Regions from separate parts of the Homo sapiens genome. Here region 1 is linked to region 2. A link is an interaction called in ENCODE POLR2A ChIA-PET data of the cell type or tissue named here. Cell type or tissue: PC-3. All regions are shown on one strand. Each heading gives the region's core, and the rest is flanking DNA. Links, peaks and the distances in the headings are about the cores only.

Evidence for each region. ChIA-PET counts read pairs that join two places held together with the same protein. Peaks named below come from ENCODE experiments on the same cell type or tissue, not always from the same donor. Only the 100,000 strongest peaks of a DNase experiment are listed, where the experiment ranks them.
Region 1: POLR2A ChIA-PET joins it to region 2 with 7 read pairs; 2 of 35 experiments call an interaction of 5 or more read pairs at or near these places.

Annotation. Positions count from the first base shown.
Region 1 is chr14:68,536,522-68,540,916 of GRCh38, reverse strand. It overlaps LOC124903334 (a long non-coding RNA gene), which reads left to right and starts at 3,413. Exons shown (of 3, transcript XR_007064223.1): 1 at 3,413-4,395. It also overlaps a transcript of RAD51B not described here. RefSeq lists an enhancer at 923-1,483. In PC-3, for the core only: no CTCF peak of the experiment used is centred there; no DNase peak of the experiment used is centred there.
Region 2 is chr14:68,179,636-68,184,030 of GRCh38, reverse strand. All of the region lies in intron 7 of RAD51B (RAD51 paralog B), which reads right to left. Among named protein-coding and RNA genes, the nearest start is that of RAD51B, 360 kb to the right of the region's middle. In PC-3, for the core only: no CTCF peak of the experiment used is centred there; a DNase peak (open chromatin) is centred at 2,180; H3K4me3 peaks cover 1,031 bases; H3K27ac peaks cover 1,789 bases.

The sequences.
Region 1 (4,395 bases), core at 263-4,262, 360 kb before region 2:
ACTTCACATCATCTGGCCCTACTCTTCAACTCAACCTTCTTCCCTACATGGAATCTTTATTCCAATAATGTCTGTTTCCTTCTCTCGAACACACCATCCAATTCCATTCTTTGCTCTTTGTTGAAATTCTACTCAACCTTGGAGTCCTCACAAGCTGTCATTTCTTCACAAAGTGTCCCTCACTACCCTTAAACCCACCCTCTCTTTCTTTTGGTTGGCTAGAGAGATTCACATTCAATTAGGGTCCCCTTGTGTGTTTCTCTAATTGTTTCAGGTCTCCCCAGGTGACTTTCTTTGGGTTGGGGGGTGTCATTATATACTTGCACAGCACCTAGAACCACGCTAAGCCCAGTTTTGCAAATACTTATTGTTTGATGATCCCACTAGTAGTACATGTTACCTAGAGAAATGAGGGAACAAGCTGAGCAATAAATAAGTCTCTCATTTCCACATGAAGAGTAAGATCTTGGGAAGGTGGCAAGTGAATCAAATTGAATAAGGGAGGGCTGAATAAGTCATATGTAATGACTTTCAGGGTTCATGTAAGTGGACCTTATCTCAATTGTCAAGGATTCGTAGCTAGAAGAGGTCTGATGATCCAACAGTGTTGTGGTGTGGTCTGCAGTAGAGTCCTAGGCTCTTGAACCTTGAACAGGGTGCAAGGAACTCAGACGATCCTATGTTTGCCTCGAGCAGATCATTTGAATTCTCTAGATCCTGTATTTAAAAAAAAAAAAAAAAAAAAAAAAAGGAGCAGGGTAGGATTCCCTCATGTCCTGGAGGCATTTGGAAGGGGCTGAGCATGGGCAGCTCTGTCCAGTGGCTTCTCTCTGTCCCTCTATTGCTTTGGTACAGCTGCTCACCGTGGATGCCAGCACAGAAATGCTCTTCTGAGGACACATCCTGCCAGGTTTATAGGCCCTAAAGGAGACACTGACACAGATGACCATCCTAACACTCTCTTACAGCACTGATAAAGAACAGCAAACACAGGAGCCAACAGCAGCCTGGAGGATACGGGACCGTTAGAGGCCACAGTTTAGCATCCTTTCACCCAGATGAGGAAGAAAAGTCCCTCCTTTCTCACCCCTTCCCCAAAATTAAAACAATGAAAATCAGTTCTCATTATCCCAATAATTAAGTCCCATTGAGCCAGCTGACAGCGGCCAAAGAATGATTTTTCTGTGCTGCACTGTGTGGCTGCCCTCCATGGCCCCATTCATGGGCCACTGTGTGCATTCAATCACCCTTAGCTGGGCCGAGCTAATGAAATGCTGGGGCCTTGCCCTGCCCTGACCCTGCTGCTATTTCTATCTGAGCTCAGCATGTCCTTTGCTTGACAGTTGCAACCGAACAAGCAGATTTTTCTCTCCCATCTATGGAGTGTAAAGAGCCTATTTTGGCAGCCTGTGGGGCTGGGGACCCCTCTGGAAACCCAGTGAATGCCCCTGGAGGTTAACGTGCAAAGCTGTTTTCCAGACTGAGAGGCAGGCGGAGGAGGGGGCGGAGTGCTGGCGACTTGGAGGCAAGGAGGCTGTGGCTGGGGGCTTTTCTGGGGCAGAAGGGGAAGATGAACCTGGAAGAAGCATGGGGCCATGAGGTGGGGCTGGCTGATCCATCCTGTTGCAAACCTGAACAAAAGCTCTTTGTCAGTTATCAAAAATCTCCCTCCCTCACTGGGGTCAAAGTGAGAAAATCCATTGCACTGGGTTTCCAGTTCGCATGGCATGGAGAAAGGGGGGATCCCTGTGGAGAGCAACTGCTCTCTTGAAGTTCCTAGCTGTTGTTTTAATGATTTCCCAAGATTCAGAAGTTAGGGAATAAGATGGCAAAATTATAGGCATTTATCCATACTAAAATGTAGGGATTTACACTTAGCTAATGGAGAAAAAAACTTTCTTTGAGGGAAGTTGTAGAAAAGAGGCAAAAACAATGTGTTAAATGTGATGGCATGGTGGCTTTATACAGAAAGGACATATCTAAAGAAGGATGTAAATCAAGGGTGACAAACTCAAATGCCCTCAGTGGCCAGAGAGATCAGAGGTTACCGAAATGAGAGAAGGGAAACAGGTGGGAACTGTGGCCAATCAGGAAACACTGGCCCAGCCCCACCCAGGGCAGGCTGATCCTGCTCAGCCCCAGCTCTTTTTCGCCATACAAGTAGGAAGGCCCATGATTTTCTGTAATTTTAAAAAAGAGAAATCAGAAATCTCTATTCTTATTCAAAATCTCCCAATTGTTAGTGTTAGAAACTAATTCAAGATGTTAAAAAAGAAAAAAAAAAAAAGCGGTGTGCTAGCCAAACAAACTATGTTGGCGTTCTGCAAGCCCACCCCTAACATTTGCAGGGCCTGGAGCAAGAGTACAAATGGAGGCCCCATATCATATGTCTAAATATTTAAAAGTATAAATCAAGCTCACTAACTGTTAAACAAAATATATTCTGTTTGCCTACAATGAAAAAATATGCCTTCCTAAAGACCTGGCAGCCAGGTGTGAGAATTCAGAGTCCTGGGACATCTTGGAGTTGCACACAGATACAGGGCAGCAGAGAAGAGCTGGCTCCTGGCCCCCGGCCCTCCCCTTCTCACCCCAGCTCCAGCCTGCACACCTGTGGGAGTCAAGCTCTGTCTATCCCCTGATTCCTCAAACAGCCTCCCCTTGGCTGTCCCTCTGGCTTAATGTTGCTCACATCAAAGGTGCAGAATGCCCTTAGGAGGACAGACTCAAATGGACTTGGTGACATTTGACAGGACTCTGGGAACCTGGGACCCAGAATGTGAGGTGTCTTGGCTCTTTGGCCCATGGGACTGGAAAGAGCCAGAGTTAGGCTCTTTGAAGCGTGGGTTCCAAGTCAGGGTCCCCTCCTAGCAAGACCTAAGTGTGTTACTGGCCCCAGTTTGAGATCGCTGACTTAAATAAACACCCAGAAATGAAGACATCTTGATGCTCAGCCTAGTTTTTTGACCACTTAGCTACATGACCTTGGGTAAATCATCATCTTTTCGTGAACCAGTTTCTACATAATTAAAATGGGGACAAAATACCTCTTCTAACCAATTCGTTTGAAAACTAAAATGAGATTACACATGGAAATATTTTAAACTAATAAATAAAGAAATGAAAAGGTCGATTAAGAAAAAAAAACTGCCATAGACACAAATTTTATCAAAGGGAGCATATATGTGAAGGTCTCACTCAAAATATCCCATTAATTGTCTTTTTAATCTCAAGATATGGGCTAAATCTAGAAGAACTAAAATGATAGTACTTTTCATTAAGGGTTTTTCCTCTTTTCCAACAATCCCTTAGGATGGGTCTCCTATCACACTGATCTTAAAAGGATATTGCAGAGGTAAATAAAACAAAAACAAAAATAAAATCTGTTTCAGTGATTCATGGCTCCTTTTTTTTTTTTGAGACGAAATCTTGCTCTGTCGCCCAGGCTGGAGTACAGTGGCGCGATCTCGGCTCACTGCAAGCTCCACCTCCTGGGTTCATGCCACTCTCCTGCCTCAGCCTCCCGAGTAGCTGGGACTACAGGCGCCCGCCACCACGACCAGCTAATTTTTTTGTATTTTTAGTAGAGACGGGGTTTCACCGTGTTAGCCAGGATGGTCTCAATCTCCTGGCCTCGTGATCCGCCCGCCTCGGCCTCCCAAAATGCTGGGATTACAGGCGTGAGCCACTGCGACTGGCCATGGTTCCTTTTTAAGAGCAACCCCCTTTAACCAACATTAAGGTAGGATCTCTATTCAGGGACATGTGCTATTATTGTGACAGTCATTCTAAAAATTTTGGGTGCCTTTTTTTTTTTTTTTTTTGAGACAGGACCTCACTCTGTCACCCAGGCTGGAGTGCAGTGGTGCAGTCATGGCTCACTGCATGGCTCACTGCAGCTTCTACCTCCCATGCTCAAGTGATCCTCCCACCTCAGCCTCCCGAGTAGCAGGAACTATAGATGCTCACCACCACACCCAGCTAATTTTTTCAATTTTTTTTTGTAGAGACAGCATCTCTGTTTCCAGGCTGGTCCTAAACTCCTGGGCTCAAGGGATCCGCCCGCCTCGGCCTCCCAAAGTGCTGGGATTACAGGCATGAGCCACTGCGACTGGCTGGGTCTCAATTTTTAATGAAAGAAAACCAATAGGAAAAGCAGCAAAAGGGGGGAAAAAGACTATTTAAAAGAGTAAGGAAATACTAAAAAATTTCCACAAGGATCTAAATCAATAACAAGACTGAACTTTTATTTTTGAAGACTTAAGGAAAATTAACTTCAAGCTGTAGAGGTAGACAGAATTTTACAAAGGATAACCTGAGCTACCAGGAAACATTTATGTGACAGTAAATTTAAGAGTTCCTTCCAAAGAAATAGAGTTTGATAGAGGTAATCAT
Region 2 (4,395 bases), core at 110-4,109:
AGCTCTGTCTCCCAGGTTCATGCCATTCTCCTGCCTCACCCCCCCCGAGTAGCTGGGACTACAGGTGCCCGCCACCACGCCCGCCTAATTTTTTGTATTTTAATAGAGACGGGGTTTCACCATGTTAGCCAGGATGGTCTCAATCTCCTGACCTCGTGATCAGCTTGCCTCGGCCTCCCAAAGTGCTGGGATTACAGGCGTGAGCCACTACGCCCGGCCTTACCCAGGTAATTTAAAAAATTTTTTGTAGCGATGGGGTCTCACTATATTGCGCAGGCTGGTCTCAAACTCCTGAGCTCAAGCAATCCTCCCACCTTGGGCTTTCAACGTGCTGGGATTACAGGTGTGAACCATCGTGCCTAGCCCAACTCTGAAACAATTCTAATCTTCTCTGAATGGAACTGCGGCTAGAGGTCAAGAATCAGGATCAATAGGATAACAGATGTGTGACGGTTATAATACTGAGTGTCAACCTGATTGGACTGAAGGATGCAAAGTATTATTCCTGGGTGTGTCTGTGAGGGTGTTGCCAAAAAGTTAAACATTTGAGTCAGTGGACTTGGAGAAGCAGACCCACCCTCAATCTTGGTGGGCACCATCTAATCAGCTGCCAGTGTGGCTAGAAAGAAGCAGGCAGAAGTTGGACTTGACTTGCTGAGTCTTCATCTTTCTCCTGTGCTGGATGCTTCCTGCGCTTGAACATCAGACTCCAAATTCCTTAGCTTTTAGACTCTTGACTTACACCAGTGATTTGCCAGGGGCTCTTGGGCCTTTGGACACAGACTGAAAGCTGCACTGTTGGTTTCCCTACTTTTGAGGTCTTGGGACTTGGACTGGCTTCCTTGCTCCTCAGCTTGCAGAGAGCCTATTGTGGGACCTCACCTTGTGATCGTGTGAGTCAATACTACTTAATAAATTTCCCTTCATATATTCATCTATCCTGTTAGTTCTACCCCTCTAGAGAACCCTAACACAAGATGAGAACAAATTAAGTCAGTCAAAATCCCCCAAATAAGAAGTTAACCAAACTAAAATCAAAATCATAAACCAACATCATAAGTTGGAACAAGTGTCAACCAAGGAAAGAAAAGGAATACAGGTCCAGTAATCAACCTGAAGTTATACATCTAAAAAGTGGTGTGGCCAGATTAAGCCCCTAATCTAGGTGGCTCAAAGCTTATGTTCTTTTCCATGTCTTACCTCTCTAGGTGTAGTCACAGAGAGTCTATGCGCCTTAAATCGCTAAGAAACTAGGCATGTTTGCAAATGCCTTAACATTTTCCCCGGAAGGTGAAACCTAAAAAAGTGGTTAGCAAACGTATCTCAGAATTTGTTTCTGCAGTACATGTCTCTTTCAGTTTCTACAATGTGGTGAGGAAATTAAACATCTCTCTGGCTCTCCTTTACCACATGAACACCCATGTGTATGTGGATGCATGCACACACACACACACGTGTATGCATGTGCAAACACATACAATTTAACCATCTTCACTTCAGATGGTCTGACCTTCAAGTCAGGTTACCCATAATCAGAAACTGGAATATATAAAAAGGACATATGAAAAAGAATTTAAATTGAATTGAATATTAAAAGTTACAGAACTCACATATTCTCTGTTCAAGCAAATCCTGCTGCCCTTAACTGTGCAAACACATTTGTCTATAATATGTAAAATCATTACATTTGGAGATAAAGTTAAAACCAACATGTTGATCCAAACTAGTGGGAAACAAACTGAAATGCTTACAGCAGTCAAAATTGGAAAAAGTAAATCACAGAGTTACTCAGTACACTGCATAGCTGTTAATTTAGCTTTGGAAAACTCTCTCTTAAAGGAGAACTTCTAAATTGAAGCACAAGATGGCTTGAATAGAGGCAGTGGTTTGTAAGGGAGGAGGAGATTCCACAGAGTACTGAGACCACACATTAGACACCAAGGCTTCTCAAGCACCTCTTCACCTAACCCACTGTATTCTCATGGCAAAACACCTCATGATGCTCTAGGGCATGGAAACCATAATCTATATAATGCATACATCATTATATTCTTTAGGTGGCAATGGATCTAAATGAAAAATATACATAAATGTACTGTCTTAAAGCCAGTTGAAATTATTAGGCATATAAGATTGGAAAACAGGATGCCTGACTTTTACTCAGAGTTTTTCCAGTGACTCACCGTGTAATTCTGAGGACATAACCCTTTGATCCTTAGCCTACAACCCAGAGAATTTTAAATTGTGCTCCTCCAAACCCCCACCTTTGGAGGCACCCTCTCCAGCTTCTTTTGCCCTCAGATGAAAGGATCTGTAGACATGGAAAATGGTTGTTTGGTGATTTCCCGTAACTTCCTTTCTAGTATTTCAGTCATTCTCCTTTTACATCTGAGGGACACTGCAGAGAAATCACTGCTTTGCATAATCAAAGCCACAGGCTTAAAATTTCACTACTGGAGGGGGCAGGCTGAGAAGGAACAAGTCCGGCTTTAACACCACAAATATCTCCAATTACCAAATGTGGGCAGAAAAATGACAAAAAATCAAGGACAGATAGAAAGGTCCTTGGTATTCTTCAAAGCTTCCCTTTGGGATGAAAGTTCCTTGAGGCTTCCAAGGCAGAAAGCCTGGGCAGTCTGCACACCTGGGGTGCATTAGTGAGCCCTGGACTCGAGGTGAAACAGGCTGAATTTCATCTAGATGCTTCCCACAATCCGCTCTCATAAAACTCAGAGTAATTTACCAGCTTAGGAACATGGCAAGGTATTCATGGAGCACTAAATCTGGGGATTACCTTCCAGAGTCACTGGATAAATCCCACTGCTCATCTTTGTAAATACACCTTCATCTTGATTACCTTTATCTCAAGGGGAGTTTCATTTTGTTTGCTGTGGCACACGGTCAAGACTAAAACCCACCTTCAAATCAAATCATTCTCACACCTCTCCTGAGAAGTCTTTCAAAGAGCATCCAAACATTGATGTAACTAATGGGTGAGTTTTAGCATTAGGCTATGTGCCCTTCTAAATACAAAACACCAATGCCTCTGCTGTTGCTTCCCTTCCCTCACCTGCTATGTGGAGGTGATGATAACTTGTCTTGCCAGTTCCCCCAATCTGTATGAAAAGGAAGTCTCACTGTAGTTACCTGGCAGGCTCTAACCTTGCCACAGCAGCCAGTATGGTTGTTCCTGCCCAGAAAAGCCCTTGGTCTCACATTTCCCTAACTCTGTCCTGTACATCTTGAAGTATAACTCAGCACAGAGCTCACCCAGTCACCCTAATCAGTGCATTCTATACATCTGCTCGCCGTCTTTCTCCATTCCCAGCTACTTAGAGAAGCAGATCATAAGGCAGTAGTTTTGCATTCTGGCTCTGCAATTTGCTACCTGTGAGACCTTGGCAAAGTTACTTAGCCTCTTTTTGCCTGGGTTTCCATATTTGTAAAGTGGCGATAATGACGACAGCTGCTCATAAAGTTGTAAGTATTAAATATATAACCTTATCGTGCCTGAAATGTAGTAAAGCACTCAACAGCATGACGATAATCATGATGATACTTTTTCATTATCAAAGTCAACTACTTTTCTTAAAAAGAGTACTCCTCTACCCCGGCCCTCTCTAACATTTACAATCCCCTCATCTAACAGTGGGCAGAGTGGCCTCCTACTCCCAAACCACAACTAGCTAGAACAAACTGAGCCATTAGTAAGCAGGCTGTAGGATAAACACGTTTGGGCAAAATAATAGATGAAGGCAAAGTAAAGATGAATGTTAGCGCTCCCCAAACCATCTGTGCTCCATCAAACTAGACATTCTAAACACGTAGGCTATGGTTCAGAATCCATTCAAAGTTGGGGTATTTTAAGGTGACAGGTGGCAAAACTTTAACCATTAGGGTGACTTATGGAACTAGGCAATGCTGTAGCCTATACATGTTATTCAGGACTGAGGAATTGTCGGTGCCATAGGCCAAGCTCTAGTCTCAGAATGCAAGGGGGGAATAAAGGGTGGAATACAGGGCACCCTCTCCCCCCATACACAAATATACATTCTACCATCTGTTTCTACCATCTGTGCAAGACCCAACTGTCTTGAAGTCAGACCTCAACTGGCTGGTGTCCTAGTGTTTGGGACTCCTTATAAGCCATTCACATCTCCCATGTGATGTAAGGCATACCACTCCTATGGTGTGATGCCCTGAAAGATGTAACATCTGTTTACCCATGTCATAGCCTAGCATTCTAATGCATGCTTTCTATGGTAGTCTTACTCCTAAAAGTTACAATAACAACATAGAAGAGCATTTTTCAACTTGTATCCCTCTCTGTATTATGTTATTACTAGAGATGTTCTTTGAAAAAAATTCCATATGACATATAAATATTATCAATTT